4 separate regions of the Homo sapiens genome follow, and regions 1, 3 and 4 are each linked to region 2. Evidence: chromatin loops called from intact Hi-C (ENCODE). Cell type or tissue: HepG2. All regions are shown on one strand. Links, peaks and the distances in the headings refer to the core of each region. The heading gives the core; the rest is flanking DNA.

Region 1 (8,293 bases), core at 1,639-6,638, 340 kb after region 2:
TTAGCCAATATGTTTACACACAGAATTTCCTTTACAATTAACATTTCAAAACTTGCTTAAACCTTTAAAACAAATTTTTTTTTTTTTTTTTGAGATGGAGTCTCGCTCTTTTGCCCAGGCCGGAGTGCAGTGGCGCTATCTCGGCTCACTGCAACGTCGACCTCCCGGGTTCACGCCATTCTCCTGCCTCAGCCTCCCGAGTAGCTGGGACTATAGGTGCCCGCCACCACACCCAGCTAATTTTTTGTATTTTTAGTAGAGATGGGGTTGCACCATGTTAGCCAGGATGGTCTCAATCTACTGACCTCGTGATCTGCCCACCTCAGCCTCCCAAAGTGCTGGGATTACAGGCGTGAGCCACCGCGCCCGGCCAATAAAATATTTTTTTAACCTTTTAATGTAGGTAAAAATCCATATTCTTATGCCTCCTTGTAATCCTTTTACCAAAAATACATTTTACTTTCCTTACACACCTTGCACATAAACTGTTTCTTCAATAGTTTTACATTCAGGAGGCCTAATTACTTTTAAATTATACAACATTTCCCTTTTATAACTTTTTTTCACGACTTTCACAGACAATTCTTCAATGTGCCTCAACTTTTTGACTTGTTGCAAACATCCCTTTCTTTAAACAACCAGTTAATTTGTTTTAGGACAAGAATTTACCATATAATATTCTTTTTACATAAATTCTCCCCCATTTTTTGTTTTCAAAGATAACCATTCTTTTCCAAAGTGAACTTCCTTCATGTCTGTGGACTAGGCTGCCTTAGGCCACAAAATTAGAAGTTAGGATAATACATGTTACACTGTTAACTTTTAGCAAATTTTACTTTTGTTGAAAACTTTGTAAGTTTGGGATTTCAATTATTCTTTGCTATTAGTAAGACTTCGTTCAGTCCATATTAACTTAGAATTGGTATAGATAGCTCCTTCCTGATTCTGTAAGTATTTTAAGGCTTGGCTGAATGCAAACAGCTCACACGTTTGAGCAGACCAACTATTAGGCAATTTTCCTAACTCTGCTTCTACAAGAGTTTCCTTATCACTTACTGAATACCCATTGTGTCTTTTTCCCTCAATCACCCGGGAGGAACCATCTATTGTCCTGTCCTGAAGGGAGTTCCTCCTAGGTCTGGTTGGACCTTTGTATGGTAATCAATTAAGATTTAGATCCCCTGTTAGGAAGCCTGCTGGGTTAAGGGAATTTTCAGTGTTTAATGTTAAATCATCTTTTTCTAACAGAATAGCCTCATACTTTAAGGTTCTTGAGTCAGTATGCTACATTTTTGCTTTTTTTTTTTTTTTTTTTGACTTAGGATAGTTCCAACCTGATGAGGTGTGCTCACAATGAAGTTTCCTCTAAAAGTTATTTTTCTACTTTCTTCTGTTAACAAAGCAGTCGCCACTACAGATTAAATGCATTTGGGCTATCCACAGGTTACAGGGTTAAGGATTTTTGATTAGGAAAGGCTACGGGTTGTCAGTGGCCTCAGTGCTTTCAGGCTACACCCTTGTTTACACTGACAACAAGGTGGTATTGGAATGTTATAGGGTCAAGGAGAAGACCTTCAACTATCAATTATAGGTTTTTAATTTATCCTGGCACTTAAAGGAATAGGGTACACTGTTTTCTCTTTACTACTTCTATCTCTCTCTCTCTCTCTTTGACTCTCTGTCTCTTTCTCTCTGACTTCCTCTCCAAGTTTCTCTTTCCTCTCTGCTGGTCTTTCCCTGCCTCTGCCAGCTGCTTATGCTGCTGTTCCCCCCTCTCCTTCCCCTTCCCCTAGGGGAGGGACCAGCAGGAGTGGAGCTACTCTTTCTTCCCCACAAGAAGAAAGGAAAGGGGAGTTCTGAATATTTTTCTAACTACCAGAGGTTTGTGTAAGGTTCAACCCCCTGAAATTTGTGGAAGTCTCAACCACTCAAACCAGGGGTGCCTTGCCTTGCCTGTCCTGGAAGTCTCAACCCCTCAAACCAGGGATGTCTTGCCTTGCTGCCCTGGAAGGTTGACCTGTTTCCTCCCTTTCCCCATCTGACGGTCCTTTGCACACTTCCCACTCATGTTGTCCTCTCTGGCTGCTCCCCCAAGGAAGAATTAGACCCCTCTTAGCATTGGTATGCCGGTATAAATCCCACAGCAGGATCTGCCCTAAGCCATATGAGGTAGCCACAGAACCGTGGAGAGGACCCACTCACTCCAGCAGTAGGACTTGTCACCATCCACATGAACAATACCATAAGAAGGGTTGTTTGTGATCATTCACGCACACACACACACATTTGGCCCTCCAGAATTTGACCACCAAGGAAGTACTTTACCAGCTCCCATGGTTTCTCCTTCCTTGGTCTGTGCAGAGTCATTACCGCAGTATGTGAGGATCCTTTACCCTACGTTGCTAGCCAGTTTCTTTCCACGTTGCTGAGAGTCCCAGTTTATTCATCACACTGGGTGGATCTCGGTTCCTCACCCCTGAGGCTGCCAAAAACGAGGTAGTGGGGCATGCCTTCTCACAAGAGAGGACTGGAGACCCACCCTAGAGGAGACTGTAATCCTGGACGAGCCCCCAAAATTGTTAGAAATAGATAATCGGTGCTGCAAAGAAAAGTCAGCTTGGAGACAAATGATCTCTTAGCAAGGCTGTCTTTACTTTCTGCAGAAAAGGTGCTCAGTTGCAGATGGAACAATAGCGAGAACACACCTGGGTGGGAAAGGGGTTCTTATTCCTGATGCACGTGGCCCCTGCTGCTGTGTCGTTCCCCTATTGGCTAGGGTTAGACTGCACAGGCTAAACTAATTCCGATTGGCTAATTTAAAGAGAGTGATGTGGTGAGTGGTTTAGCGGGAAAAATGGTTATGGAATAAGTCAGAGTGGAGGAGAAGTCAGGCAGGAGCAGGTAACCGGAACGTGTCAGGGTGGAGCAGGTAATTGGAGTGAGTCAGGATGGGGCAAGTGATCAGAATGAGTCAGGTTGGGGAAGGTGATCATAATGAGTCAGGGTGGGGCAGGTGATCAGAATGAGCCAAGGCAGGCAGGTAATTGGAATGAGTCAGGGTGGAGCAGGTAATTGGAATGAGTCATGGTGGGGCAGGTGATCAGAATGAGTCAGGGTGGAGCAGGTAATCGGAATGAGTCAGAGTGGAGCAGGTGATTGAAAAAGGTTGCTTTATGAGGAAGTTAAGTTTAAAAGTAGAAGGCAAAGAATCGAACATACTGACATATTGATTCTTTGAAGAGAAATTTAGAACTCATATCTAACGCCATCAAGTGAGGAAAGTGATCTAGTTATTGATAATGAAGGTGTGATTGAACCAGACACTGATGCCCCTCAAGAACTGGGAGATTAAAATGCAGAGATAACAGAGGAGATGATGAATCAGGCAAATGATAAGAAAGTGGCTGCTATTGAAGCCCTAAGTGATGGTGAACTGCAGAAAGCCATTGACTTATTCACAGATGCCATCAGGCTGAATCCTTGCTTGGCCATTTTGTATGCCAAGAGGGCAAGTGTCTTTGTCAAATTACAGGAGCCAAACGCTGCTATCTGAGACTGTGACAGAGCCATTGAAATAAATCCTGATTCAGCTCAGCCTTACAAGTGGTGAGGGAAAGCACACATACTTCTAGGCCACTGGGAAGAAGCAGCACATGATCTTGCCTTTGCCTGTAAATTGGATTATGATGAAGATGCTAGTGCAATGCTGAAAGAAGTTCAACCTAGGGCACAGAAAATTGCAGAACATCAGAGAAAGTATGAGTGAAAACGTGAAGGGTGAGAGATCAAAGCAAGAATAGAAAGAGTTAAGAAGGCTCAAGAAGAGCATGAGAGAGCCCAGAGGGAGGAAGAAGCCAGATGACACTAAGGAGCTCAGTATAGCTCTTTTCCAGGTGGCTTTCCTGGGGGAATGCCTGGTAATTTTCCCTGAGGAATGTCTGGAATGGCCAGAATGCCTGGACTCAATGAAATTCTTAGTGATTCAGAGGTTCTTGCAGCCATGCAGGGTCCAGAGGTTATGGTGGCCTTCCAGGATGTGGCTCAGAACCCAGCAAATATGTCACAATACCAGAGCAACCCAAAGGTTATGAATCTTATCAGTAAATTGTCAGCCAAATTTGGAGGTCAAGTGTAATGCCCTTCTGATGAATAAAGCCCTTGCTGAAGGAAAAACAACCTAGATCACCTTATGGATGTCACAATAATACAAAGCAGTGTACCTCTGACCTTCTCATCAAGAGAGCTGGGGTGCTTTGAAGATAATCCCTACCCCTCTCCCCTAAATGCAGCTGAGGCATTTTACAGTGGTTTGCCATTAGGGTATTCATTCAGATAATGTTTTCCTACTAGGAATTACAAACTTTAAACAATTTTTAAACCTTAAAAATATTTAAAACAAATTTAAAGGGTCTGTTAATTCTTATATTTTTTTACTAATGATTTTGGATTTTTTTTGAATTATTGGGCAGGGAAAACATTTATGTATGGAAGATTATTGCTCTAATTTGAGTGAAATAAAAGTTTATTAGTGCGAAGCAAACGTAACTCATTTGAGGATAAAGTTTGTGCTGGATATGTCGTTCCTGAAGCATTTTGACTTGTCTTTTTAAATGCTTTATCTTTTCTTTAAAGAATTATTTTAATAAAACTAATTGGGAACACCAGTATTTCACTAGGACCTGGGTAGGGACTGGAAGTACTTGGCAGGGCAGTAGCAATCTTGTTGTGTTTTATATAACATGCATCCTTGGGCAGGCTGCCCTTAAATCTTACACTGTTGTGAAGGGATGAATTTTTTGTAATGCTGCGGTACAGTTGCAGTACTTAGTTCTGTTCTTGTCCAGTAGATCTAATAAATGTTTCATACTATTTCCATATAGGGAAAATAAGGGAGTACTTTTCTTTGTATATTTCTATGCTTAAAATTCTCTTTCCTAGTCAAAAAATGCCCAACTCTCTGTCTGATTTCTGCTTGTTACATTTTTCTCCCTTACTTTTCTTGGGCTAAAGACAGGTTTTTTCTACCAGCATCATCACTGCTATCATCATTAACAGCATAATTATACAATCATATTTCATGCTGAGTTTAATTTAATATGTAATACATACGTGAATTGTAAGATAATACCCAAAACAACTAGTTTCTTACTTGGCCATGAGAATGCTTACTTAAGTTTTAGAGTTCAACTCTGGCAAAATCTTGTCATATCAAAAGACATTGGAAAGAGGGATTCCCTTTGATGTTTGGTCTTCTACTTAGAAAATACCTATTGCAGTAAGAGTTTATCTTGCAGTATTCATCTTTGTATTTTGAAGATAATAAGGTTTGAATTAAATTGATATATACAGAGGGGAACCAATTTTTTTGATCCAATGTGAATTATAAATGAGATAATCCACATTCATTGTGGAGTTGTTGAGACTATGAAAGACTCATTGTCTTTGTATTCAGCTCTTCCTTAAATAGTGTAACCATACCCCCACCTCTGCTTGCTTTCTTTCCCTCCCCTCCAATGAGAAAGAAAATTATAAATAAAAACATAAATTTATCAGAGAAATTTAACAATGAGATTGAAATAACTGACAAAAAAATCAAACGGAAATCTTGGAACTCAGAAATATATTTGCTGAATTAAAAATTCATTAGAGGCCCTCAATAGCAGAATGGATCAAGCAGAGGAAAGACTCAGTGAGCCCAAAGAAAGGCCCTGTATATTTGAGAATACACAGGGGAGAAAAGAGAATGATAAGGAAAAAAGACCACCTGCAAGATACAGACAATTACCTCAAAAGAGCAAATTTAAGAATTATTAGTATTCAAGTGGGAGATGAGCAAGAACAAGGGGTAGAAAACTTATTCAAAGAAATAACAGAAGATGTTCTAAAATGTGAGAAAGATATAAATATCCAGGTTCAGGAAAGTCAGAGAACACTAAACAGATTTGACCCAAATAAGACTACTCCTAAGTATGCAATAATCAAACTCTCAAAGGTCAAAGATAGAGAGAGGATCCTAAAAGCAGTAAGGGAAAATACACAAATAGCAAAAGAGGTACAATTCATCTGGCAACAGACTTCTCAATGGAAACTGTACATGCCAGGAGGGAGTAGAATGACATTTTCTAAGTGCTGAAAGAAAAACCTTCCATCAAAAATACTGCATGCAGCAGTCATTCTTCCAATATGAAGGCGAGATAAGGTATTTCCCAGACAAACAAAAGTGCAGAAAATTCACCACCTTCAGACTCATCTTATAAGAAATGCTTAAAGGGAGTTTTTCCTGCAGAAAAAAAAGAAAGAAAGAAAGGGAGAAAAGAAAAAGAAAGAAAGAAAGAAAGAAAGAAAGAAAGAAAGAAAGAAAGAAAGAAAGAAAGAGGAAGGAAGGAAGGAAGGAAGGAAGGGAGGGAGGAAAGAAAGAAGAAAGAAAGACCATTAACATGAAAAAAAAGCATTTGAAGGTATAAAACCCACTGACAGAAGGACACAGACAAACACAGAATACTGAATTGCAGTGTACGATCCACTCTTAATTCTAGTATGAAGCCCAAAAGACAAATCTACCAAATAATAATAGCTACAGTAGTCTGTCAAGAGGTAGGTAATATAAAAAAGGTAGACTGAGACAAGTAAAAGTCAAAATTTAGGGGAGATGGAGTTGAAGTGTAGAACTTTTACCTTTTTTTTTCTTTTTACCTATTCTTTTCTTTGTGATCTAAGATAAATTGTTGCCATGCGCAGTGGCTCACGCCTGTAATTCCAGCACTTTAGGAGGCTGAGGTGGGCAGATCACGAGGTCAGGAGTTGGAGACTAGCTTGGCCAACATGGTGAAACCCTGTCTCCACTAAAAATACAAAAATTAGCTGGGCATGGTGGTGGGCGCCTGTAATCCCAGCTCTTCGGGAGGCTGAGGCAGAAGAATCACTTGAACCTGGGAGGCGGAGCCTGCAGTGAGCTGAGATTGCGCCACTGCACTCCAGCATAGGCAACAAGAGCGAAACTTCATCTCAGAAAAAAAAAAAAAGATAAATTGTCACCTCCTTAAAACAACTTACTATACCTACAAGGTATTTTTTGTAAGCCTATTGGTACCCGCAATGCAAGAACCTACAATAGATTTGCTAAAAATAAAAGCAATGAATTAAAACATAATACCAGAGAAAATCACTTAACCACAAAGAAAGACGGAAAGAAGGAAGAGACAAGTTATAAAACAACCAGAAAATAAGCAACTAAATGACAGTAGTAAGTCTTACTTATCAAGAATAACACTGAATATAAATGGACTCAATTCTTCAATTAAAAGCCATAGAGTGAGCCGGGTGCGGTGGCTCACGCCTGTAATCCTAGCACTTTGGGAGGCCGAGGCGGGCAGATCACGAGGTCAGGAGATTGAGACCATCCTGGCTAACACGGTGAAACCTGTTTCCACTAAAAATGCAAAAAATTAGCCGGGTGCGGTAGCGGGCACCTGTAGTCCCAGCTACTCGGGATGCTGAGGCAGGAGAATGGCATGAACCTGGGAGGCAAGCTTGCAGTGAGCTGAGATCACACCACTGCACTCCAGCCTCACTGCAACCTCTGCCTGCCGGGTTCAAGCAATTCTCCTGCCTCAGCCTCCTGAGTAGCTGGGATTACAGGCGCGTGCCACCATGCCCGGCTAATTTTTTGTATTTTTAGTAGAGCCAGGGTTTCACCATGCTGGCCAGGCTGGTCTCGAACTCCTGACCACCTACCTTGGCCTCCCAAAGTGCTGGGATTATAGGCGTGAGCCACCATGACCAGCCAAAAGGTTGTGTTTTTATGAAAGATAAAAAAAGATGATAAGCCTTTAGTTAGTCTAACTAAGAAAAAGAGAGAGATGATACAAATAAATAAAATTAAATAGAAAAGGAGGTATAAGAACTGAGACCACAGAAATACAAAGTATCATTAGAGACTCTTAGGAACAACTATACGCCAACAAATTGAGAAATTCCTGAACACATACAACCTACTAAGATTGAACCATGAAGGAATAAAAAAGTCTCAACAATCCAATAATGAGCAACAAGATTAAGCTGTAATTTAGAATAAGATTCCCATCAAAGAAAAACTCAGGACCTTAGGCCTTCACTGCTAAATTCTACCAGACATTTAAAGAAGAACTAATACCAATTATACTCTAACTCTTCAAAAAAAATTGAAGAGTAGGGAATACTACCAAACTCATTTTGCAAGGCCAGAATTACCCCAATACCAAACCAGACAAGAACACAACAGGACCAAAAAAAAAAAAAAAAAAAAAAAAGAACA
Region 2 (8,293 bases), core at 1,806-6,805:
TACTTGGGAGGCCGAGGCAGGAGAATCATTTGAACCTGGAAGGTGGAGGTTGCAGTCCTCCTTCCTCCACCGAAAGGATCGTGCCATTGCACTCCAGCCTGGGCAACAAGAGCAAAACTCTACATCAAAAATATAAATAAACATAAACAATAAATAAAATGGATAATTTAAACTTTATCAAAATCAAAATTTTTTCCCTTCGCAAGTTATGGTTTTGAAAATGGTGAGTAAGCCACAGACTGGAAGACAATGTTTTCTTTTTTTTTTTTTTTATTATACTTTAAGTTCTAGGGTACATGTGCACAACGTGCAGGTTTGTTACATATGTATACATGTGCCATGTTAGTGTGCTGCACTCGTTAACTTGTCATTTACATTAGGTATATCTCCTAATGCTATCCCTCCCCACTCCCCCACCCCATGACAGGCCCCAGTGTGTGATGTTCCCCACCCTGTGTCCAAGTGTTCTCATTGTTCAATTCCCACCTATTAGTGAGAACATGCAGTGTTTGGTTTTCTGTCCTTGCTATAATTTGCTCAGAATGATGGTTTCCAGCTTCATCCATGTCACTACAAAGGACATGAACTCATCGTTTTTTATGGCTACATAGTATTCCATGGTGTATATGTGCCACATATTCTTTTCTTTTTTATTAAGACAGAGTCTCACTCTCGCCCAGGCTGGAGTGCAGTGGTGCGATCTCGGCTCACTGCAAGCTCCGCCTCCCGGGTTCACACCATTCTCCTGCCTCAGCCTCCTGAGTTGCTGGGACTACAGGCGCCTGCCACCATGCCCGGCTAATTTTTTGTATTTTTAGTAGAGATGGGGTTTCACCATGTGAGCCAGGATGGTCTCGATCTCCTGACCTCATGATCCACCCACTCGGCCTCCCAAAGTGCTGGGATTACAGGCGTGAGCCACCGTGCCTGGCCTATGTGCCACATTTTCTTAATCCAGTCTATCATTGTTGGACATTTGGGTTGGTTCCAAGTCTTTGCTATTATGAATAGTGCTTCAATAAACACAGGTGTCATGTGTCTTTATAGCAGCATGACTCACAATCCTTTGGGTATATGCCCAGTAATGGGATGGCTGGGTCAAATGGTATTTCTAGTTCCAGATCCTTGAGGAATCACCACACTGTTGGAAGACAATGTTTTCAAAACACATGTCTGATAAAGGATTTGTACCCATAATACATACAGAATACTTAATCTCAATAGCAAGCATAGAAACAACTCAATTAAAAAATAGGCAAAGATTTGGATGTACACTTATCCAAAGAACATATACTAATAGAAAAATAAAGATAGCAAAGGATGCTCAATATTATTAATCATTTGGAAAATGCAAATTAAAATGACAGTAAAATATCCTGACTCATGCACTAGAATACCTAAACTTAAAAAGACCGACAATACCCATTGTTGGCTAGGGTATGGAGCAACTGGAATTCTCATATGTCACTGGTAGGAATGCAAAATGGCAGTCAGTGTGGATGAAGTTAGGATAGTTATTAGAAAGTTAAACAATCACTTGCCATATATATCTTACCAAGAAAACTAAAAACCTATGTCCACATAAAGACATGTATGTGAATGTGCATAGCATTTTTATTCATAATAACCTTGAACCAATTGAGATATGTCCATATAACAGGATACTATTCATCAAGAAAAAGGAACAGACCACTGGTGTATGCAAGAACATGGACAAATCTCACAAGCATTATGCTGAATGAAAGAGCCAGACACAAAAATCGGGTACTCTATGATACAATTTACCTAAAATTCTACAAACTATAGTGACAGAAAGCAGATCAGTTTTTGCCAGGAGCCAAGGAGTGGGGAGGATTAACGGCAAAAAGGTACAGGACAAGCCATGAAAATGACTTGACTCGGGCCATGGTTACAAAACTGCGTACACATTGGACTGTACAATTAAAATTGGTAAATTTTATTGTATGTGAATTATGACTCAGCAAAGCTGATTTTCTGAAAAACTTGGAGAAATGGTGAATCCAGTACTATGCAAGAGAAAGTACAGAATAAATCTAGAATATCTCTTTGTGTAAGAATATAAAGAAGTGCTCAATAAATAATGGGGGAATGTCAAAAGGAAAAAGGGGCCAATTTGAAGGGGCTCCCACTGAGCAGATCAGCGATAATTTTAGCATCAAGATAAATAATAATATAATGAATTATAACTCATTGAACAAAATAAGAATCAGTTAATCCATACTGTTATAAATAAGTCAATGAAAAATAAGTCAATGGGAGCAAAGAGAATGCCATTAAAGTATAGAAGGAATGAAGGTATTAGAAAATCATCAGCAGAGAGTAAAAGTGGTAGGTTAAAGTTTTACAACCAACAGGCTGTTGATGTAGTCTCAAAGTATCCCACTGTTCATAATTCTTAGATATAAAGGGAATAATAGTAACTTTACAGTGAAGAAAGCTGGCTAACACTACCTTAACCAAGTGATCAAAGATAACAGGTGAGACATGAGAGAAGTACCAACAGAGATTTGGAAGGCATGGAGACTCCTTGGAGCAGATGGCTTTTGAGATGTGCTTGGAGAGTTGAATGGTATTTCACCAGGCAAAGGAGGCACAAGAGGCTTCCAGGCCGAAGGTGTACCAAATGCAAAGAAGTGGGAAGTATAAGGATACCCTGCGTTTAAAGACATGCAAGCAGTTAGTTGTGAATGATAGGGTAGGTGTGAAGGGAAAAGAGATGAAGTATGAACCTAGAAGAAGGCCAGTGTCAAATTGTGAGAATTCACAGTGCCATTTGTTAAAGGTTTTTCACTATATCTTGAATGTGATGTATTTGAAGATAGTCAAGTAGAGATGTTTTCTCAAGGCAGAAGAGTCTGTGGCTCAGGAGGAAGTTCTGGGCTTGAAATTAGATGTTTGGAAGTCGTTAAAGTACAGTTGTTAGTGAAGCCAGTGGGGTAGATGGGCTCCACAGGAAAGAGGGAGGCAGAGCAAGAATAGAAAAAAATACACATGCCCCTAACATCAGCATTTATAGGACACTAGAAGGGAGGAAGCAAACTCAGAAAATAAGGCCAAGGAGTTGGAGGAAAACCAGGAGAGAATAGGATGTCAGAAACCAACCAAAGTTAACAATTTTATCCCCCAGATTAAAATTCTATATATAATGTATAAACTAAATATCCATTTTTTGTCATCTGCACATTCCTTGCATGTAATTTGCTGAGCTATATAGATAAGTAGACCAGTTACCATGCCTCTTTGTCAGTGGATCTTTAGCAGGAAAAATGAGGAACTATATGAGCTGATTTCTGAGGTCTTTTCTGCTTTAACTCTCTCTGATATTATTGATGCTTGGTCAGAATTCAGAACTCAGGTTTTCAATGCTAATAGAAAACAAAGTTAAATGTGTTTCATTTATACTATGATGTGGCAGGAACTGCAGCTGGGTATGACTTATTTCCAAAGAAGGCAGAGGCAAGCCTTTGGAAACATATTTCAAATCATTCTAACGCTGCAGTCATATGAAACTTAAGTGTTTAAGGCAACAGAAGAAATAGCACTGCTATTTGTTAGAACTGCTCGACCACATGGCTTCATTTACATCGTTACATTGGGCTGAGTTGTGGGGCTGAGGTTAAAAGTTTAGTCTTCAGACAAAACAGGTGATTCAGACACTGTCACAGCTGAAGGGCCCAGCCACATACCCTCAAGCAGATTGTTTCTGGTTTTTCATAAGGAATCTAGTTATTCATTGACTTGAAAGTATTTGTACACATGTGTCATTTGTGTGTTTTTCCTGAATCAGTTTGCTCAGCAAAGAGCCAGTGAATAGGTACTTTGTGTAAACACTGTGCTATCCACTGCTGAGGAATAGAGAGATGAAAACAACATAGCCCCAGACAACAAGAAACTTACAGTCTAACAAGGGCAGACAGATATCTAAATATGTGTACTCTTTAAGGTAAAATAGAACTGATGCTATGGTAGATGAAGAAAAAAAAATCTTAGCTCATCATTTTCTGCTACAGGCACAAATGGTACACCAAATCTCTTGATTTGTATTGTAACAGTAGAGGCCTTTGAAAGCAAGGGATATCGAACATTTGAACTTGGCTCTTAGCTACAGCATTAATGGGATGTGATTAAAATGTACCTGAAGACCAATATTTAAAGCAGGACAAAATTCTGTTTCTAATTGTTCCCCTTCTCAAAAGAAGAAAGAAGGAGCTTCTAGAGGGATAAGGTAGTTGTATGTTGAGGCTTTAATATTCTGGTAAACTGCGAGATTCTTTAGCACCCTTGTTTACATTGTTTATACGGTAAGGAAGGTTTGGAAAAAGTAAAACATATATTTATCAGTCACTTAAATAGTACTTACTTTGTGCCAGGGCTGTTCTAAGTGATTTACAAATATTATCTCAATGGTCTTAATAGACATGTAAAACCTTATTCTTTCCATTTTGCAGATAAAAATGGAGATGCAGAGAGGTCAAGTAATTTAGCATGGTCCTATTTATTTTCTTTCATTTTGTTGAAAGGTCTCAGAGGTACAAATGGCCTACAGGACTGTTCAGAAGGCAAGTGCAGCACCTGACCAATGGCATTACAGATCATTCAGTATGCAGGATCACAACTTTGATGCCATCTTCAATGTCTCTCTCTCCACTTTGTGTGCAATCTTCAGAGCTTATTACTCATACCTTATGTTCCTCAAAGTGCTTCCCTTCCATCTGGGCAAGTGGGACTCCTGCTCTGGGTCCCATACAGCAGAGCCTCGTGCTTAACAGTGGCCTCCTCAACTTTCTGTAAGTCTCCCTTTGGTTCCTGGAGCTGTCTGCAACTATTAGTGCTATTCCAGGAGGTGACCCAAGCCCTGTAGAGGGCCCCTATGGTACCAGCTCCCTATTTCTCCCCACAGTGCATTATCTGACCCTCATTTGCCAGGAATCAACACAATGCCCTAAGGAACTTCAGGACTTCTGAATTTGGAGTCACCTTAGGGAAGATATCACTCCTGCCAGTTAGCATGATATTTCTTTCATGAAATCATACAAGTTTGGCTACAAGAATGATGCTGATGAACTGATTTTGAGTTATTCCTACCCATGAAATACACAAGATGAATTCTGGCCTCTGGCCCAACACCAAAATGTGTGTGAGCCATGCATTGGCTTTCACTTATGCCTGTTCTGATCATGGCGCTGCAGTGGGAATGGTGGCAGCCCCCTTCTCCCTGTGTGTCTTCCACTGCTGGCACTCAGGGTGGTCCCTCCATCCATCTACAGCTTGGTGCTCCAAGTCAGAGATCTTCTGGGATGGCTGTACCTGACACATTTGAAGGCTTTCAAGATTACTGCTCTACAATGCCAACAAACCTTTCTGACTGACATCCTTTCTTGCTTGTGATCAAGGTGGAGACATTGTCTTCTCCTGAGACAGTCTTAAGCCAATGTAGATGAGGGATGTATATTTCTTGCAGGAATGGAAGAACTATTCTTGATCTGTCCATGAGCTTCTTATTTGTCTTTTCGATTGCTGTTCATGCAAAAGGAAGTTTGAAAGAAATCACATTCCAAGAATAAAATTATTATAAAGAATTCAAGAGAAAAGTATGGTTGAAGGACAAATTGTTCTACATTTATAGTATAAAATCCAAATGGTAATTTAAAATGACCAGGACACGACTTATTGCTAACATTTTCCCACAAACTAACTGAAATTTGCACCATTAACAAAGAACAGTAACAATATTTGAGATTATCATTGGAATCCATTATTCTCAGGAAGCACAATGGATGGTACAGCATCTTAAATAATGATCTAACAGCATTAAATAAATGGTGCTAGGAAACCAGTAGCAAGAAGGGCAATATTGTTTCAATATAAATAGATTCTGTCTGGGCACAGTGGCTCACGCCTGTAATCCTAGCACTTTGGGAGACTGAGGTGGGCAGATCATGAAGTCAGGAGTTCGAGACAATCCTGACCAACATGGTGAAACCCCATCCCTACTAAAAATACAAAAATTAGCCAAGCGTGGTGGCACATGCCTGTAATCCCAGCTACTCAGGAGGCTGAGGCAGGAGAATTGCTTGAACCCGGGAGGCAGAGGTTGCAGTGAGCCAAGATCACACCACTGCCCTCCAGCCTGGGCGACAGAGCGAGACTGTCTCAAAAAAAAAAAATATATAGAAAAAAGATTTTGAAGAGCTCTGGCTTTGTATTAACAATTTGCCTCCTTTTCATTATAGTGGGAGGTAAGAAATTAGGTAGGAACAATGTCTATGACAATAAAGAACATGAAGAAATGTTTCCTGAACACTACAATCTCTATATGCATTGACTAGACAATTAACAAATGTATATGTACCTCTTCAATACATGGCTATATTTCACGTAGGTCTATAAATTTTGTAAAACAGTTTTTAAAGATCGGTAGTTTACATAGAGAAGGGCCTTGCAAAAAAAAAAAAAAAAAAAAAAAAACTGCCTGTGACCCCATGCATCTTAGGAGTGGCTCTAGTCCCATATTTCTATTTTTAAATTTTCACTCTCTCTGCCTTATTACCTTTCCCTTATCCCATTGCAATACTTTTTCTAACTGGCTGGATGTTATCCTTTCTTCCCCTTATAATCTTCCTTAAACACATCTGCCTAATTGCTCTGGATGTTTTGGAGTTACTTCTATACTTTAAACTTCCACTGACTCTCCATTGTTCTCTGGTGAAGTACAGACCATTCATTCATCCTCTGCAATCTAACTACAAACCACCTTTCCTACTCCGTCTCTCAGTATGTAATGTTACCACACAGTAAGTCTGTAACGAAACTGAACCTCTGGCTGTTCTTCAACATGTCTTTCTCCTTCTCATCTTTACACATTTGCTTTTAATATTCCTGCCCCACTTCTGTCTCTCCCATTTCTCTCCATTACAATTATACCCAATCTTGAAGGCCTCAAATGCCTCCATTTTCCCAAGCCCTAAGTCAGATGTCTCCTTCTTTTCATCTACATGCTTATTTAGCTGTATCTCTTTTGCAGTTTTTTTTTTTTTTTGCCTCTTTACAAGCTGACTTAAGTGACATGAAGATGAAGGGACTTGGCCAGGGTTAGGGTTCAAATTAGTCAAATAATTGTTCATATTGGCAGAAACATATTTTTATTGCTTCCAACCATTGGCACTTAGATGATTAGTTTTATTAAAGAGAATCACAGACATTAAAGAGAACACAGACAAGACTGTGCTCTTAGTGGAAGCTGATAACAGAAATAAGCTTATGGTTTGCAAGATGAAAAGCCCAAATGCTACATTGAATAAAAACTAAGAACAAAAAAGGTCTAAAGCAAGAAGGTCTAGAAATCTTGTTAAACGCCATGCATTCACAAAGACATTTTTTCTTTTGAAAAAGAATAGAGTCAGAGGAAAGCAAGATTTCTATTTATTGCCTTTGTTGTCTTTAAAGAGCAGACCTTGCCAAAACTACAGCAGTCATGCAGATCTTGGCATCTGCAATCTCTAACAGGTTTCAGATTTCCAAAACTGACTTGAAAATCACATGTCAGCAAACTAAAGGGGCAAGGGGAAATGCTGATAGGAAACAAGTGAGTTTTATGTGCTCTTGAAATTCTATGAAAAAAATATGCTAAATGCTAATCAGAAAGCCTGCAATCTTTCATTTTCTCTTTATGACAATGATTAAGCTCATAATGTCTTTCAGAGACTTGAGCAAAGAAAACAAGCTGGAAAATCAGTGCAGTAAATGGCAAACATGCCACGGATGTGGATTAGACTGGGAACTAGAGTCAGTGAGAACATGGTATTTGAGTAACACTGTCCCTGGATTGGCAAATCTGTCTGAGATCTGTTATATTTTGAGTCTCAAAGACACTGAAACACAGATGTGGCCATAAAGGCCATATGATTAGAACAGGAAGTCTGCAGATGAAAGTTCAGATACTTCTGATTTAATCTAGGTCTAGCCCACCCCATCACAGATGAGGAAAAGATGTCTCCAGAATAGTAAAGTGACTTGCTCAAGTTAACAGCTTAGCTGGAAACAGGCCCACAATTAGCATCTAGGTCTGTTGACTCCTAGTGCTGTCTGCTCCTTCATATTGCCTCTCCCTTTAAATTCCTTTTCACTCGCTTAATGAGTATTGTTAGAGCCTAAAAGCCTGTGTATGTGTTGTGGTTATATTGCTGTCAGGAAAGGACAATTAGAAAATAGATCAAAGTTGTATTTATACTTCAACTGTGAAGAAACGCAACTTGATGGTTTAAGGACGGCC
Region 3 (8,293 bases), core at 1,702-6,701, 450 kb after region 2:
AAAAAAAAAAATTCCAGAAATAATGCATACATTTTAAATAGCATGCCTTTCTGAGTTGTGATGAAATCTTATTCCATCCTATCCCATTCAGCCCGGGGCCATGAATCATCTCCTTGTTTAGCGTATCCCTGCTGTATAAGCTTCCTGCCTTTTAGTTGCTTGGTTATCAGATTGATGGAGGTGGTATCACAGTGCGTGTGTTCTAGGAATACTTATTTTACTTAATTATTGCTTCAAAGCACAAGAGTAACGACGCTGGCAATTTGGTTATGCCAAAGAGTAGCTGTAAAGTGCCTCTTTTAAGCAAAAAAAGGAAAGTTCTCCACTTAATAAGGAAGAAAAGAAATCCTATGTTGATGTTGTTAAGAACTATGGTAAGAACAAATCTATCTGTAAAATTGTGAATAAGCAAAAAGAAATTTATGCTAGTTTTACTGTCACACCTCAAACTGCCAAACTTATAGCCATAGTGCATTATAAAAGCTTAGTTAAGATAAAAAAGGAATTAAATTTGTGGTTAGAAAATGTGAACAGAAGCATGCTCAGATTGAAGGCAGTTGGATTCAGCCTCCTCACGGGGCCTTGGGATATACACCCTTGGATAAGGAGAGGACTGCTATAAAAGGTTTTAGTATTAAGTTGGTATTGCATTTGTATCACCAGACCACTTTCTCCCCATTTTCTCTTTTTACTTTGTTGCTAGTGTTAATGATAGGGTTGATTTACATTACCTTTTACATTACCTACCTTTTTTCATTCACTGTTATTCACATATATTGAAAGACAATTGTTCTGCTTTTTTCCTCTTATCCTCAGCTAGCCTCCCTAACCTCAGGTAGAGGTTTTTCATGTTCCAGTGTTTGTCCTTTTTTTCTCCCCCCTTGTTTTTATTCCCTTCCCACATGGCTTTTCAATTCAGACTGAAATGTACTTGAGGACCAAAGTTAATACAGTTTTATTCTGTTAGGGATTTTTGTTAAATAAGTAGAGTTTCAGCTGCCCTTGTCACACACAAAAAATAAGATAGATGATAGGTGTTAATCTCCTTGACTAAAATAACCATTTTACTATCTGTGTGTATCCTATAATGTCAACTTGTAAACCTCAAATATACACATTAACATTTTTTAAAAAAAGAAGTTTCACCAAAAAAGACACTTCTATTTAATGTATGTCTTATTTCTTTTACCTTAAGAAATGTTTCTCTTAACCTTTCTCCATTTTCAACCCCATTTGTTTGCTCTTCTCTGCAACAAAAATCCTCTAAAGAGTTTTCTATGCTCCATGTTCCAATTCCTCTTTTTCTACCTCTGCATCTTCATTGGTATATTTAAAAGATATCTTGAACTCAGATGTCCCAGACCGAACTCCTTTCCTCCCAAACCTTTCCCATTCTTTCTCATCTGAATTGATGGCAACTTTATACAGCCAGTTGCTCAGTTAAATCTTTGGAGTCATCCTTGACTCCTTCCTTTCTCTTGTATTCCAACAAATCTGTTGGCTTTTTCTATGAAATATATCTAGAATTCAACAGTTTTCTACTATTTCTGCTATTAGTATACTGATCATCTCTTGCTCAGATTTTTGTTATTACCCACTATCATTTCTTGCCTGGATTATAGTAATTGTGTTCTGTTCTCTCTGCTTTTTTCAGTCCTTGCCTCCCTACAGTCTATTCTCATATGTCAGCCAGAGTGATACTTTTAAAATATAAATAAAAAATTGTGTATTTACATGTAAGATTCTAAATGCAATATGTTATGCTAGATTGGATCCTGAAACAGAAAGAGGTTATTAATGGAAAAACTGGTGAAATCCAAATAAAGTCTATGGTTTAGTTGATAGAAATGTATCAGTGTTGGTTTCCTGGTTTTGATAAATGCACCGTGGTAGTATAAGATGTTAATATTAGAAGAAATTGGGTGAGGGGTATATGAGAACTTTCTATTATCTTTGTAACCCTTCTGTAAATTCAGAATTATTTCAAAATAATATACAGAAGAATAAAACATTACTTTTTTGCTTAAAAACCTTTCGTGAATCATTTGATTCATAGTAGAAGCTAACAGCCTTACGTTGGCCTACAATAGTCTACATCAGTCTTGTCCAACTTACAGCTCACAGGCTGCCTGTGGCCTATGATGGCTTTGAATGCGGCCCACCACAAATTTGTAAACTTTCTTAAAACATTATGAGATTTTTTTTTTTTTGAGCCCTTTAGGTATCATTAGTGTTAGTGTATTTTATGTGTGGCCCAAGACAATTCTTCCTCCAGTGTGGCCTAAGGAAGTCAAAAGATTGGACACCTCTGCTCTACATGATCTGGTCTCCCATTACCTCTCTGACTACATGTCTTTGTATTCTCTCTCCCTTTGTTCCAGCCATACTTACCACCCTGTTTCTTAAGTACACTAGGCCTACTTCTACCACAGGGCCTTTGCACTGACTGCTGCTTCTTTCTAGAATGCTTTTGGATCCATACAGCTATTCCTTCATAGCTTTTACATGTTGTTCAAATGTCACCTTTGCAGTAAAGCATATCCCAACCTCCCTATTTAAATTGAAGCTTTGCAACTTCCATAGCCCCTACCCCTATCTCCTCCACCCTGTTTTATCTCCTCTTTTTACTTCAGCGCTTATCATTATTCTATATATGTATTACATATTTGTTACATGTATTTTTAATTGTGTTCCCCTATTAAAATGTAAAATCCATGAAGGCAGGCATTTTTATCTGTTTTGTTGTCTTATGCCACATTCTAAAGCATTTGTCTGAGGCATAGAAGTACTCAGTAGGTTTTGTTTGAATGAATGACTGACTTGATTGGGTGTTTGAATCTGTAATTTTTTTTTTTTTTTTTTTGAGATGGAGTCTTGCTCCGTTTCCCAGGCTGGAGTGCAGTGGCACAATCTCTACTCACTACAACCTCTGCCTCCTGGGTTCCAGCAATTCTCTCTTCTCAGCCTCCTGAGTAGCTGGGATTACAGGTGCATGCCACCATGCCCAGCAAATTTTTTGTATTTTTAGTACAGACGGGGTTTCACCATGTTGGCCAGACTGGTCTCGAACTCCTGACCTCGTGATCCACCCGCCTCAGCCTCCCAAAGTGCTGGGATTACAGGCATGAAGGTGCTGGGATTACAGGCATGAGCCACCGCATTTGACCATGAACCTGTAATTTTTGATTTGCAGTCTGAAACACTGAATTATTTATCACTTCCATGTATCATGCTATTTCTTGCCTCCAAGTTTTTACTCATGCAGACTCTTCTATTTGGAATGCCCTTCCTTATCTTTCTTCCTCTACCCCTAAGTTGTTTTCACCTGACCATTTCTCTTTAAAGATTCGTATAATATTAGATGTAACTCAAGGAAGCCTTCCCTAAAATGTCAGGCCAGGGTAAGTGCTGCTTTTCAGAGGAGCTCCCTTCCTACCTCTGCATTTTACAAACTTATATTATAATTCTGTTTGGGTGTCTCTATTTCAGTAGAGAGTTGCGAATGTGTCTTACTGATCTTTGGGATATCAAATCCTGGTACATAGGAAGTAATCAGTGAATGTTTTAATGCATTAATGGCATGATCAAGGACACTCAGCTATGAAGCATAGTTTTGATTCCAACCTGGGTCTTTTGAGTGTAAAATCAATGGCTTATTTGCTATACCTTGTTTCTTAGGAAAAAGATGGCTGTCTTTAAAATAATTGAAAGGTACTGTATCCTTTTGATACAAGTAGGAGGGAGTTAATGCATTGTATAGCCCTGGACAATTTGCTCCTTGTTATTGCGGAAGCTGCCAGCCCTGATGAAAGTGAGTTGTGCCTTTTTCTAAGGCATTGGCTGAAATCATTGATCAGGGTTCAATTGCAGACAGCAAATTTTTAATGTTGATGAAATTAGGCACTTTTGGGGAGGAAAACATTCTTGAGATTTGTGTTGCCAAAAAGAAGAAATACTTGCCAAAGAAGAAATACATGCCAAAATTCCAAACTGTTCATGAGGCATTTATGTTTTTGCTAGATGCCATTACTACCAGTAACTTCATGTTACATTAAACTTGTGTACCATTGGGAAATCCCAGAGTGTTTAAAGATGTTGCAAAGATTTTCTTTCAGCAGTACCGAAATTTGCTCTTAAGATTGATTTAATTATGATTAGTTTGTTAACAGTATCTCTGACACGTAGCACAAAATTAGGTAAACTAATTTTGCGTTTAAAATACTGTTTGTTTAATCCTAGATAATGAGCTAGACTTCCCAACTACTCTTTATGATTGGCATCCTGAGTTCAAACTGCCTTCTGAATATTATCATTATTGTCGCAGCCTATAAACTAAAGCAGTTTTATCTTCACCTAGCCCTTAAGACTAACAAAAAAGGAAATCGATTAGCTCTATAGATTCTGAAAAGGCTTCCACATTAGTAATGTCGTTGCAAATGATAATTAGGCTTGAGATTAAGTAATCAAAAACAAATATTACCTGGAGGACATTGTATCCTGAATTTGTGTTCATTTCCATAGCTTTGCTAATCCTACAGAAGTGACTAAAATGTTGAAGTAAGCAAAGAGTTCAATCTGGTCTTGTGTGAGAGAATGCTATTAACTTACTTCTAATTTTACCTGAGCAGTGAATGAGAATTTTATTGGATAAAGAAGGAACTTGCTCATTTGAAACAGAAGCACATGGCTGCTAAGAAATGAGATGCAGCCATTGTTGAAACCTGTCAAAGTCTTGACAGTATAAATATTGACATGCTGAGACATGTCAATATTTACCATAGAATTTGGAAGTTGCCAAGTTCCTGTTTAAGAAATGTGACCCTAGCATTGGACACAGTATATCAATAAATACGGAACATGTCCAAATGAACAGCTGCTCAGGGAAAATAAAATTACATCTGTCTAAACGTTGGGGCACTTAAAAAGTTAAAGTTTAAATGTTTATGATTTTTTTTGTAATTTTTAGGTAGATGCTTGTATGATATAGTATACTAATAGAGTTCCATGTATGGGTTTAACATAAAATGACAGTATCATTGCTATTTATAAATTTGTAAATTAGCTGTGCTGTGATACTCATCTATAAATTGAATTTTAAAAACTTGCCAAGTGTTGTGTTTAGGAACTAACCCTTCATTTTCAACATTGTTCTTAAGGAGAAATTGGCTCATGATGACTTAGATATTAATTTGGGGAGACAAAAGTTTATACTCTGATAACTTCTTAAATGGCAACATAGAAAATAGAAGTTTTTGCACTTTAGATGTGATAAGGGAATATGACCTTGTTGTCATTATCTGACAAGCATGTCTCAGTAGAAAATCATATTATAGATCACCACTGTTAATTCCCATCTGAATATCACTGTATTTTAACAAAAAGCTTTTTGATGCAAAGTAGACATTTGAGCTTTTATATCAAGTCATTAGAACCACACAATCTTACATTGTTTTGCGGACTTCTAGAAGAAGTTTAAACTTAGCAATTCTTTGAACGACAGTCCTAAAACAATCTTAAGAACATAAAACATGGGTATCAGGACTTGTTTTCTCATTGCTTCTCCTTTCTAATGGTAGTGATAGGTGGCTTTTAAATAGTAATCTAATCATTTAACCAGTTCATAATATTGTATGAGTTCTTAGAAGAAATGAATGATTTATTAAGTCCATATAGTAGCGTACATTGTAATTAGCTATAGAGTTGACCCTTGAACAATATAGGGGTTAGGGATGCCAACCTCTCACGCAGTTGAAAATCCATGTATAACTTTTGGCTCCTTCAAAACTTAACTACTAATAGTTTATTGTTGACCAGAAGCCTCATCAATAACATAAACAGTTGATTAACATATGTTTTGTGTGTTATATGCATTATGTACTGTATTCTTACAATAAAGTAAGCTAGAAAAAAGTAAATGTTATTAAGAAAATCATAATGAAAGGAAAATATATTTACTATTCATTAAGTGGAAGTCGATCATCATAAAGGTCTTCATTCTTGTCTTCATGTTGAGCTGGCTGGGGCGGAAGAGGAAGAGAAGGATTGATCTTGCTGTCTCTGGGCTGGCAGAGGTGGCAGAGGTGGCAGAGGTAGAGGAGGTGGAAGAGGAGGCAGGAGAGGTGGACACAGTTGGTGTAACTTTTATTGAGAAACTTTAGAGTGTAAGTGGACCCACACAGAACAAACCTTCAGTTGTTCAGCGATCAACTGTGTATGTGCCTTAATTTAATTTCTCAGTTTTTATCTAGTTTTTTTTTTCAAAAACAGTTTTCTAAGACATTGGCTGGTTCTCTCTCTTTCTCATTTTGTCCTGAGTCAAAGAAATCCCTTAGATATTAAATCAGACATACCTGAACTGAATGTTCGTACCTAAATGCCTAACCATGATCTTTATGTTCTTGAATGTTCTAATTTGGTTGAATTTTTTTGGCCATCAGCTAAATAGATATCTCTGTTTTATATAACCTCTAAACAAGGTTTAATTAAAAAATCAGGCATTTCTAGGCCAGGAGTGGTGGCTCACACCTGTAATTCCAGCACTTTGGGAGGCCAAAGCAGGTGGATCACCAGAGGTCAGAATTTCAAGTCCAGCCTGGCCAACCTGGTGAAACCCCATCTCTACCAAAAATACAAAAATTAGCCGGGAGTGGTGGTGCATGCCTGTAATCTCAGCTACTCGGGAGGCTGAGACATGAGAATTGCTTGAACCTGGGAGGCAGAGGTTGCAGTGAGCTGAGATTGCGCCACTGCACTCCAGCCTGGGCAACAGAGTGAGACCCTGTCTCCAAAAAAATAAAAAATAAAAAGACATTTCTAAATAACAACAGCCCTATAAAATTTGTCCTGGTTGGCTGAGCACAGTGGCTCACACTTGTAATCCCAGCACTTTGGGAGGCCGAGGCAGGTAGATCATTTGAGGTCAGGCGTTTGAGACCAGCATGGCCAACATAGTGAAACCCCATCTCTACTAAAAATACAAAAATCAGCCAGGCGTGGTGGTGCATGCCTGTAATCCCAGCTACTCAGTAGGCTGAGGCAGGGGAATCACTTGAGCCTGAGAGGTAGAGGTTGCAGTGAGCCGAGATGGTGCCACTGTACTCCAGTCTGGGTGACAGAGTGAGACCCTGTGTCAAAAAAAAAAAATTTTTTTTTTCCTGGTCATAGCGTGTTCATTGTTTCAGCAAGCAAGATGTCATACTAAAATACACAAAAAAATTAATACAATCTTATCTTTGAAAATTTAGTAATTTACTCTTTTTTTGGTGTATGTCTCTTCTTTATTTGGTTTGGAGCTACATGCCTTGTTAAAATGAAAAGCATGTACCTCATTTTTCTGGATATTTTGTATTTCTGATGTTTCACTGGGCAGTCTTGTACCTTGGCCAAAGTGGAATATTTATGCAGGCAGAATTGAATTTAATAATATACATTTCAATTGTTAAGGAAAAATAATTTTCAAGGCATTGGAATTGTATTGTCGTTGCTACTGGTGAATCTACTAGTTGATTGTTGGTATTTCATTTTCTGAACATTGGATTCCTCAGGCAAACCTTCTCTTATACCTCTTATTTTTGTTTATATTGGTCCTGTAATTTTTTTACCTTAGAAAATGCAGCATCTTTTTATGTCATTTAGCAGGTATTTGATGTATCTTGTCATTATTTTATTACTACTTTAACTCTGCTGTAGCAAAATTCTATACTACCTTGTATATATTTACTTATTTTTTAAATAACTAACAAGTTTAATTATAATTTATATAGAACTCTGTATTGTCATGTTCTCCTAAGTGGATGAAAAGTTTCTGGAGAGAAAGTGTCATTACTTTTTTTTTCTGATCTGCTAGAGTTCTCATTGAACACAAAGTTTGCACATACTGCTTCCTTAATGAATGACTGGTAGATGGAGTGGAATTTTTACAACTGACGTTCTGCAGGTTGATTTCAGTTCGTTATTTCAACTTAATGGGAAATTTTTAAAACATATTAAGTGACTATGAAACTAACTTGACTGAATAGCTTTTCAGATCAGCATTTTAAATTTTGCTGTGCAGAATTGCTTCTCTTGCACAAAGTAGTGTGGCTTCATTTGTTAATAAACATTTCATTAATTCTTTTGGGGAAGTGTTTGATTAAAAATAAATTTTTTTTTCTAAGACATGTAACATTCCCAGCTTCTCCCTAATAAGAAAATTATTCATGATAGTTCTGTAGTTTGAAGATTGTTGATGCATATAACATTTCCAACTTCCTTCTAATAAGATAATCATTCTTGATTGTTCTGAAGTTTAAAG
Region 4 (8,293 bases), core at 2,097-7,096, 100 kb after region 2:
AGTTCTATTCAACCTCTATCAGCAATTTGGAAGATGTAGAGGATGACTTTTTACTGTCTGAAATTACACAAAGCTTAGAGGGATATTTAATGTAATAAGCTACTTCAAGATGAAAAATTATCTTGACATTAGAATCAATAATACAAAATTTGTCAGCAATAAATATGAAAATTTACATTTAGGATTTAATAATCAATTATGCAAGAACGGAATAAAGGAGGCTGGGTTCCTTTGAATTCATATGAGAAAAATGCCTCAGAGTTTACTTTATCATAAGTGCACTAGGAATTGGCCACATGGTTTGGCTATTTAAAAATCTAACATAATTTTGGACTATATTAATAAAATGTAATTTGTATATTTAATCATTTTGTATTTACCCTAGTTGGACCATATCTGCAGTATTACAGTAAACTCTGTACCTTGCATTTTAAGAGTGACTGGGCTTGTCCAGATGGTTCAAATATCAAGGAATTTTAAAATTCCGTCAGAGAGTGTTAAACAAACTGAATACATTTCTTCTAATACTGCCTCCCAACCAGCATGGAAAAATACTGTTCAGCATCTATGCCTGATGGTCACTTATCTTGTTTAGAATATGTTTAGTTATACAGAGATCATTACTCTGCATTGTCAGGCAGGTCTCACTTTAAACTCCTTTCGAACTCTTCCTCGTGTTATTGCCACTCTTTAATTCTAGATTATTAGTAACCTATTTTTCCTTGCACTTTCTCTTGACAAACCATTATAAACTTGAAAGCCTACTATGGCTTCTTCAGAGGATGTAAAGAGATTCTTTCTTTCTTTCAGAAAAATCAACTTGCAAAAAAAAAGAAATGTATTAGTCCATTCTCATGCTACTGACAAAGACATGCCTGAGACTGGGTAATTTCTAAAGCAAAGAGGTTTAATTGACTCACAGTTCCACATGGCTGGGGAAGCTTCACAATCATGGCAGAAGATGAAGGAAGAGCAAAGGGACGTCTTACGTGGTGGCCAGAAAAGAGAGAATGAGAACCAAGTGAAAGGGGTTTCCCCTTATAAAAACATCAACTCTCGTGAGACTTACTCACTACTATAAGAACAATATGGGGGAAACCACTCCCATGACTCAATGATCTCCCACCGTGTTCCTCCCACAACACATGGGAATTATGGGAGCTACATTTAAAGATGAGATTTGGGTGGGGACACAGCCATACCATACAAAGAAAAGCTTATATTGATAAGCAAAGCTTATCAATACAATAATAAATATAGATGTCCATAAAGTATTTAAGACCCCATGGTAAATACAGATTATAATTTCAGAAGGCTATTATTTAATTACTGATAAATAATCAAATTTTTAAATTTGATCAATTTTAAAATTCTTCACCAATTTTTATGTTTTGTCATTTGAGAGCCTTGGCTGATCTTTAAACATGCTTAGTAAATTTACCTGAAAGACCCACTTCGAATTGGTACAGGATACTCCTCAGCATTCATTTCCTATCTATTCAATTTCATGACTAAAGCAAGCTGTAGCTGGTGGCTTGAGAATTAGTTTATTTTTGCCTTTAGGGAAATTTAACAAATAAGTAATGTTCTGACTGGTGAAAGTAATAATTTACTATTTAAATTAAATTATTTAATTAAATAATTAAAGGTCCTAATTACTATTTACTTCACTGAAGACTTACCACACACAGGTAAAGAGAAACCATCCCATGGAAGTTCAAGCTTCCCCTCTAAAGTGTAAGTCTGCTGAAATGAATTGACAATACACATTAACAGAAGAAAAGCCATAACAAAGTTATTCGATCATAGTTTTATATGACATGAGAGTTTTCACATTGATGACCCAAAGGCTCAGGGTGAACTATCCATTTTTACGCTTAGGTTCTATTAATCATGGACAGCCATGTAGGCATATGATTAGGCAAAAGGCTATGATCTAATAGTAATAGACCACGGGGGAAACGCAGCAAGGCAGGTTAGAGCAATATTTTTAGAGTCACAGTTTTAGGTCTTATGGCTGGCTTTGGGGAAAAGGGATCCTGGTTTCTATGACCGCCTTAAGGAAGAGAGATTCTAGTTTCTATGGTGTGCCTCAGGGGGAAATGAAGGATGAGAGACAGGAGGGAAGGAGAAGGCCAGAGAAAAATTTTGTTACTTCTGAAGTGTTCGCTTTGGGGTATCATTGTCTGAGCCCAACACTATCAAAGATCATGGGTTTTCATGTCATGTCATGTTTGTAATTAATGATTTAAGGCCTATTGAGAGAAAGAGGAGGAAGGAACATGCAAGAAGTGGGAGCTAAATAATTCCAAATTAGAGCCAGCTCACTAATACCCCTAAGTATCAATATACCAAGCATGTTGAGAGAATCTCACACCTCAGCCCTCATGTGTTAAATGCTCCACCTGCCTCTGACACAGGCGATGATCTCAGAGGCAGTCCCATGTCCTTAGACTTACCTCCCAAAAGGAAATTTGTTATCCATCACTCCCCTACATTCTTCAGACAGCTCTGGTTTTTCCAAGTAGAACTTTCTTCAGTCTATCTGTAGCAATAGCAGAAAATATTTCCTTGGCTTCCAAATTCAAGGAGACTTGTGCATAGAAATTCTATTTTTTTTTTTTTTCATTTTTGGTAAGTTTTAGTGTCAGGGGCAAATGTCAGGTTTCCCTGAGGTCATTTGGGAATTGAGGATGTCCCCATGTGAGATATTGCCGTACATGAAAAGGGCTCTGGGTGATAGAGAGACAAGAGAGGAAAAGAGAAAAGGAGCCATGTGGAGACTGGAGGTCTTGGGTGGGAGTGCTGACAGGCACTGGGTGGGGAGGCCGAGTTTATTACTCTGTTAACAGGTTCCTTTGTAAATTCATCATTTGAGGGGAGTCCTGACGCAAGGAGTGGGAACTGAGAAAAGAGAAAACAGGAAATACACGCCAACAATAAAAAGCAGGCTTTCAAATGAAGAACAGAACATCCAAAATTTCAGCAATGAGAGATGTAAAATTCATGGAAACACTGACTCACGAGGTCAGTTAGCCATAGTTTAATGTCTTTAGTTCACTCTTTCTTTCCCTTCCTCAAAAGGAAGAATAAGGAGAAAATAAAAACTTTTATCCATAGTATATAATATCAAATGAAGTATATTTCAAAGCATTGCACAGAATTAACATCCTTGCTACTTTAATGCTGTAGTTAATTGTCTGGCCTATATGAAAAACTGAAAAATGAGAGAACAGTGAAATGAAGCAGATGCCAAAGGATTCTGGAATGAGAACAAAACACATCAATAATCCATGGGCAGATTTTCAGAAGTTTACAGATGATAATCCTGAAATATTGATTCAGCATTTGTTTTGTTTAGGACAGTCTTAAGTACTTAGAAAAAAAAATCTTAAAATATATATGCCTAGTCAAAGATTCAAAGAGCAAAATGAAGCTATTTATCTCCAATCAATGTATAAGCATGTAAATTTTTTTTGTAGGTGACTAGATAAAGACAGAGAAATCTAGAAATGCCACAACCTTTTAAGGTTTTGAATTGCATTTCAGAGAGTCTGATAGTACACAATATTCAGAAATTAAAGAGACGGTTCCCTTCTACTTTCTTTTCAATCGCTGCCTCAAGAACAGGGGACCTTTGTTACACTCCATGGTATACTGAGCATATGTATGGGAAATATCCTGTGTGGCTTAGGATGAAATAAATAACCTCCTGTGGTCACAAGCCACTCTGCAAAATGGCACTAAGAAGACTGAGTTTAAAGGCAGAGGCCTTTAAGCATGGCCTTTGGAATCAATTGGTTATTAACATTGTTATAACACAGTTTAATTTTTATATGAACATTAAATAACACTTATTGAACAAGCTCAATTTCAGGACTTTTCTCCCCATTTATCTCACAAGTTTTTTTTTTTTTTTAAAGGCAACAGAAAAGGTCTCCCTATATTAGAAGTCCTAGAGTGACAGAGGAAATGAGTCATCAAGATAATTTATGAACTTTCCCATAGCTTGCAATGCACGAGCATAATAATCCTTTGTTATTTAGCCTACTCAGAGACCAAACTCCAAGACCTTGATGGAACACAATTAAAACAGGATTTCTGTAGACTCAAGTCTCTGCTTCACATCCAAAAATGGTTTTACCTTATTGCAATATACTCAATTAATTTTTTTTTTTTTTTGAGACAAAGTCTCGCTCTGTCACCCAGGCTGGAGTGCAGTGGCGCGATCTCGACTCGCTGCAACCTTCACCTCCGAGGTTCAAGAGATTCTTGTGCCTCAGCTTCCTGAGTAGCTGGAATTCCAGATGTGCACCATCACGCCTGGCTAATTTTTGTATTTTTAGTAGAGACGGGGTTTTGACACGTTAGCCAGGCTGGTCTCGAACTCCTGGCCTCAAGTGATCCACCTGCCTCGGCCTCCCAAAGTGCTGGGATTATAGGTGTGAGCCACGGTGCCAAGCCTCAATTAATATTATTTACTATTTTTCACTTTTCTACTGTAGTCACAACAAGCTAGTCTCGGTAAGAAATTATTTTTAAAATGAATTTTTAAAAAGTTTCTGGGTTTTAGGAACTTATAATTCATAGGAGAAAAAGAGAAGCCCCAAACAGCTGGCATACTCAGTAAAGTATATGGTGAAAGTCACAGGAGAGCTTCAAAGTATTAGAAAAGAGGTAATTTGCATTCCAACAGATTTTTGTTTTATTTAATAATTGAAGCTTCTGGATCAATGGGGAAAAACGAATCAGGCATGATGTTTAAAACTCTGGTTATTTTTGAGAATCTTTTGATAGGGAGTCAAAATGATGTTCTTCAACTCATTTCCAAAGAAAAAAGTGTTCAACAATCTTAACGACCTAAAAGGTGTGTAGAGACTTATATTGTTAAAGATAGTCACGTTTTCCATAGTTTTGTAAAACTGTACTTTCTAAATGCAATTGTACTTTCTAAATATACTTTCTAGGTATAGTAGATATTACCTTAAATATTCTCCCGCCTGTGAAATGTCATTTAGCTTGACTGGGTGTTGAAGGGTGTCCTCCAGGCTCAGAGCAAGGATAGCCTTTCACATCCTGTCTCCTCTCAAACACTGTGTCTTAAGGCACCTATCCTCAACACCTTGGAAAATTGGGCAAGGCCTGGCCTTCTGTCTGCCACATTATTTATCATGTGGATGTGATCTATTGACAATTCTAGACACCACGCATGGGAATAGGGGTTTCTAAGTTAACCCATCAACTTCTCTCCTGAGCAGCAAGAAACTCCATTCTATTTGGTAATATTTGCTGAGTCAAATTCTGGTTTGGTAAAAATATGTTAAGAGTGGATCCAATTCAGTCCTGAAACACATCTATGCACTCCATGAGGACCACACTGGATATTGTTTAGGCCAGTGCTTTTAGTCCTGGCTATGCTAGCCCACTTACCTGCCTTCCAGGAGACTGCTAAACCGCATGTCTGCACATGAGCACAGGTGTGTGCTCATCACACACAGTTCTTACATTACATGAGGTTAGCTCCCAATTGCTCATTAGAATGTTAAATGCATTTTCCTAAAGGTTAAGCACTTACCAAATTATGCAAAACATAAAGATTAAGAATATTTTTTTCCCATTCCTAGACTATGGGCCTGTAGGAGTGAAAAGGTAATAATACCTTTTCTTCATATATTATGAGAGTCATGGCCAACACTCCTTTAACAAAAGACAGGTTAGCAAGAGAAAAGCATAACAAAATTATTTAACAGTTTTCTAAGACATGGGAGCCTTTAGAAACGGAGACCCAAAGACCCAGGAAAAACTGTGTTTTATGGAAAGTTTGAAGAGGAATGGACAGCCATGTGGAAATGTGATTGAACAAAAAGGGTATGATCTAATGGCAATAAGCTGAGGGTGGGGTGATGGGGAGCAGTGTGGGAAAGGGAGTGGTATCCCAGCAAGGCCTGTCTGTTCAGGATCTTCTTGTCTTCTCTGTCTAGCACTCCTTCCCACCACATATGGGGCAGAAGTCCTCTGGAATGAGGGTCTTATGACCTATTTTGAGGCAAGGTAGGTCAGATAATTCTTTTACAACCATGCTTCACACAGAAAGGTGGAGGAAAGGCAGAGTGACCTTGCTTCTGAGCCCCACCCAATCTCCTTCAGTTCAAAGCACTTTGGGATAGTGTTTTCTGAGCCTGACAGGCTCTAGTTTTTGGTTTGAAAAATGTGATCACCAAGTATATACAACAACGCTCCTGACCCACATTAGTAAGGCATACTTTTTTGCAGTTTCCTAGTAATAATCAATCCCACTTAATTATATGAGAATAATAAATGTATTTGTAAGATGCTTGGCTAGATCTTGAAATATTGTTTGAATCAAGTTACAGCCACTACGTGGAATAATTGGGGACAAAGGGAGTATTTTTTTGAAAATGATGCACTACACAACTAGGAAACAGTAAGATGCACATAAGTCCCACACAGGACCAACAACTCGAAAGAAACCAGTGCAATCACAAAATTCTACTCTATTTTCCCATCGCTCAGATGCTTATAATCCCTTTTCCAGGAAAGCTTTTCCAAAATATGATTCTTTTAAGGCATACAATTTGTGCACCCATGCACTGCTTCCAAGTCGGGCACTTCTACTTAGAAAGATTTCTACAATATGTGGGATTGACTCTTATGTTCATTGAGGTTAAAAAATTGCTAATTAGCCAGGGTGTTTAATAATAATAAAACACCTAGACCTGATGATTCAAGTGCTAAACCTAACTTTATATTATGTCAATTTAACAAATAATAAATAATTATTTTTTTACTTAAAGGATGAGGTGGGGTGGAAGAAGCAGATTTTTTTTAATAGTCTACTATGAGTTATGTATTTTACAAACAGTATCTTCCTTCCACTACATAACAAGTTCTGTTCTTATCCCTTTCTTACTTAGGAAGAGGACATAGAGACTCAAAGAAATTAATAACTAGCCTGATGTCACACAGCTAGTAGTCAGCAGAGCTGAAATTTGGTATTTGCTTGGCTGCAAAATCCAGGCTCTTTTCAAAACTCCAAGCTGTTTCTTTCTTACCCAAGTTGGGCTGATATTGCCCAAATGAAGAAGAGTAAGCCAAAAACCTAAAACCAAGGAAAGGCAGGGGGGAATGTCCCTGTGTGTTCCACGTTTACTTTATTCTTTCCTGGCAGCTCAAATAACCACAGAATCCCTGGTGATCCTAAGCATTTGACGATGACTGTGAGAAGCACTTGCATTGAAGAACTAACTAATCAACTAAATCACTCCAACATGTAGTACATTGCAGCCTTCGTTTCACAGTATGCCTGGGAAAATGAGATATAAAAGAGAGAAAGTACTTCAGGTCCTTTTATTGGAGTGGAAACATAAAAGAGGAGGTTAAGCAATAACACATATGAACAGTCATTTGCAATTACTTCTAACGCAATCTGGATCCATGGGTCATATGATCAACTAGCAGTTTGGGCACTTCAAGGCATAATAATTTCCTCTCTTTTCATAGATCAGAGTCATAGAATAACTCTCCCAAGTCGTAGGTTTCTACATGTCTCTATAATTAGCCTTTTGGCGCTACCCAGTCTGCTTTTTAGCCTTTTAAGTGATCTTCTAACACTTTTCTCCAAAACCTTACGCCTGTGGTTTGCCAAATCTCCCACAGGTCTTCTTCTTAGGAATCACTTTCCTTTTTCTTATTTTTGCATTGTTCCCCCTTATTAATGACAGACTAAATTTACCAGTTGGGAATCTTCTTAAGGACAACATGTAAATCACGTATTTAGGATTAAAGTGAATTTCCAAAATGGTTATGTATACAGATGAGCCCAAAAAGTCCAGTTAATAAATGATCTTTCTGAGTTGTGGAACTGAGATACCATTGAGCCTATCTCTAAACATAATTTATAGCAATTTATAGCACTGTTTTTTTATCAGAAAAAGAATGTGTTCCCAGTTCTATATCCATTTATTTACTAAACACATATTAATGAATGCCTACCTGGGGCCAGATTTTATGGATAAAATGGTAAGTAAAAACCATGAGTTTCTGGAGCATTCAATATAGTGGTTGAAATAGTCAATTAAACACATTTATATACACCCCAAAACATATGAGACAGTGCAGGATGCTACTGAATATACTGCAGGGATATGTCACAGCCTAAATGATGGACAAGAGAAAGCCAGGTAAAAGTAGTGACAAAGGGAAGGGAAGAGGTGACAGGCAGAAAGAACATGTGTGAAAGATGAAGCAGAAGAGAACACAGTTCACTGAAACC

Evidence for each region. A loop is a pair of places that touch in the nucleus more often than their neighbours do. Peaks named below come from ENCODE experiments on the same cell type or tissue, not always from the same donor. Only the 100,000 strongest peaks of a DNase experiment are listed, where the experiment ranks them.
Region 1: a loop joins it to region 2, with 2.5 times the contacts of the local background. A loop is called at or near these places in 2 of 110 quality-filtered maps.
Region 3: a loop joins it to region 2, with 10 times the contacts of the local background. A loop is called at or near these places in 15 of 110 quality-filtered maps.
Region 4: it touches region 2 in a loop (2.7-fold over the local background); 3 of 110 quality-filtered maps call a loop at or near these places.

The regions. Positions count from the first base shown.
Region 1 is chr5:82,973,019-82,981,311 of GRCh38, forward strand. LOC105379051 (a long non-coding RNA gene) reads right to left here and starts at 2,698. Exons shown (of 3, transcript NR_188290.1): 1 at 2,326-2,698. It also overlaps the pseudogene ST13P12. RefSeq lists an enhancer at 2,246-3,445 and a silencer at 2,852-3,146. In HepG2, for the core only: no CTCF peak of the experiment used is centred there; DNase peaks (open chromatin) are centred at 2,993 and 4,143.
Region 2 is chr5:82,632,076-82,640,368 of GRCh38, forward strand. No RefSeq gene overlaps it. Among named protein-coding and RNA genes, the nearest start is that of MIR3977, 200 kb to the right of the region's middle. In HepG2, for the core only: no CTCF peak of the experiment used is centred there; a DNase peak (open chromatin) is centred at 3,766.
Region 3 is chr5:83,080,532-83,088,824 of GRCh38, forward strand. The region is part of intron 1 of XRCC4 (X-ray repair cross complementing 4); the gene reads left to right. Among named protein-coding and RNA genes, the nearest start is that of XRCC4, 7.1 kb to the left of the region's middle. In HepG2, for the core only: no CTCF peak of the experiment used is centred there; a DNase peak (open chromatin) is centred at 4,760.
Region 4 is chr5:82,731,637-82,739,929 of GRCh38, forward strand. LOC105379050 (a long non-coding RNA gene) reads left to right here. Exons shown (of 4, transcript XR_948504.3): 3 at 811-885; 4 at 2,853-5,865. Among named protein-coding and RNA genes, the nearest start is that of MIR3977, 100 kb to the right of the region's middle. In HepG2, for the core only: no CTCF peak of the experiment used is centred there; a DNase peak (open chromatin) is centred at 4,015; H3K27me3 peaks cover 342 bases.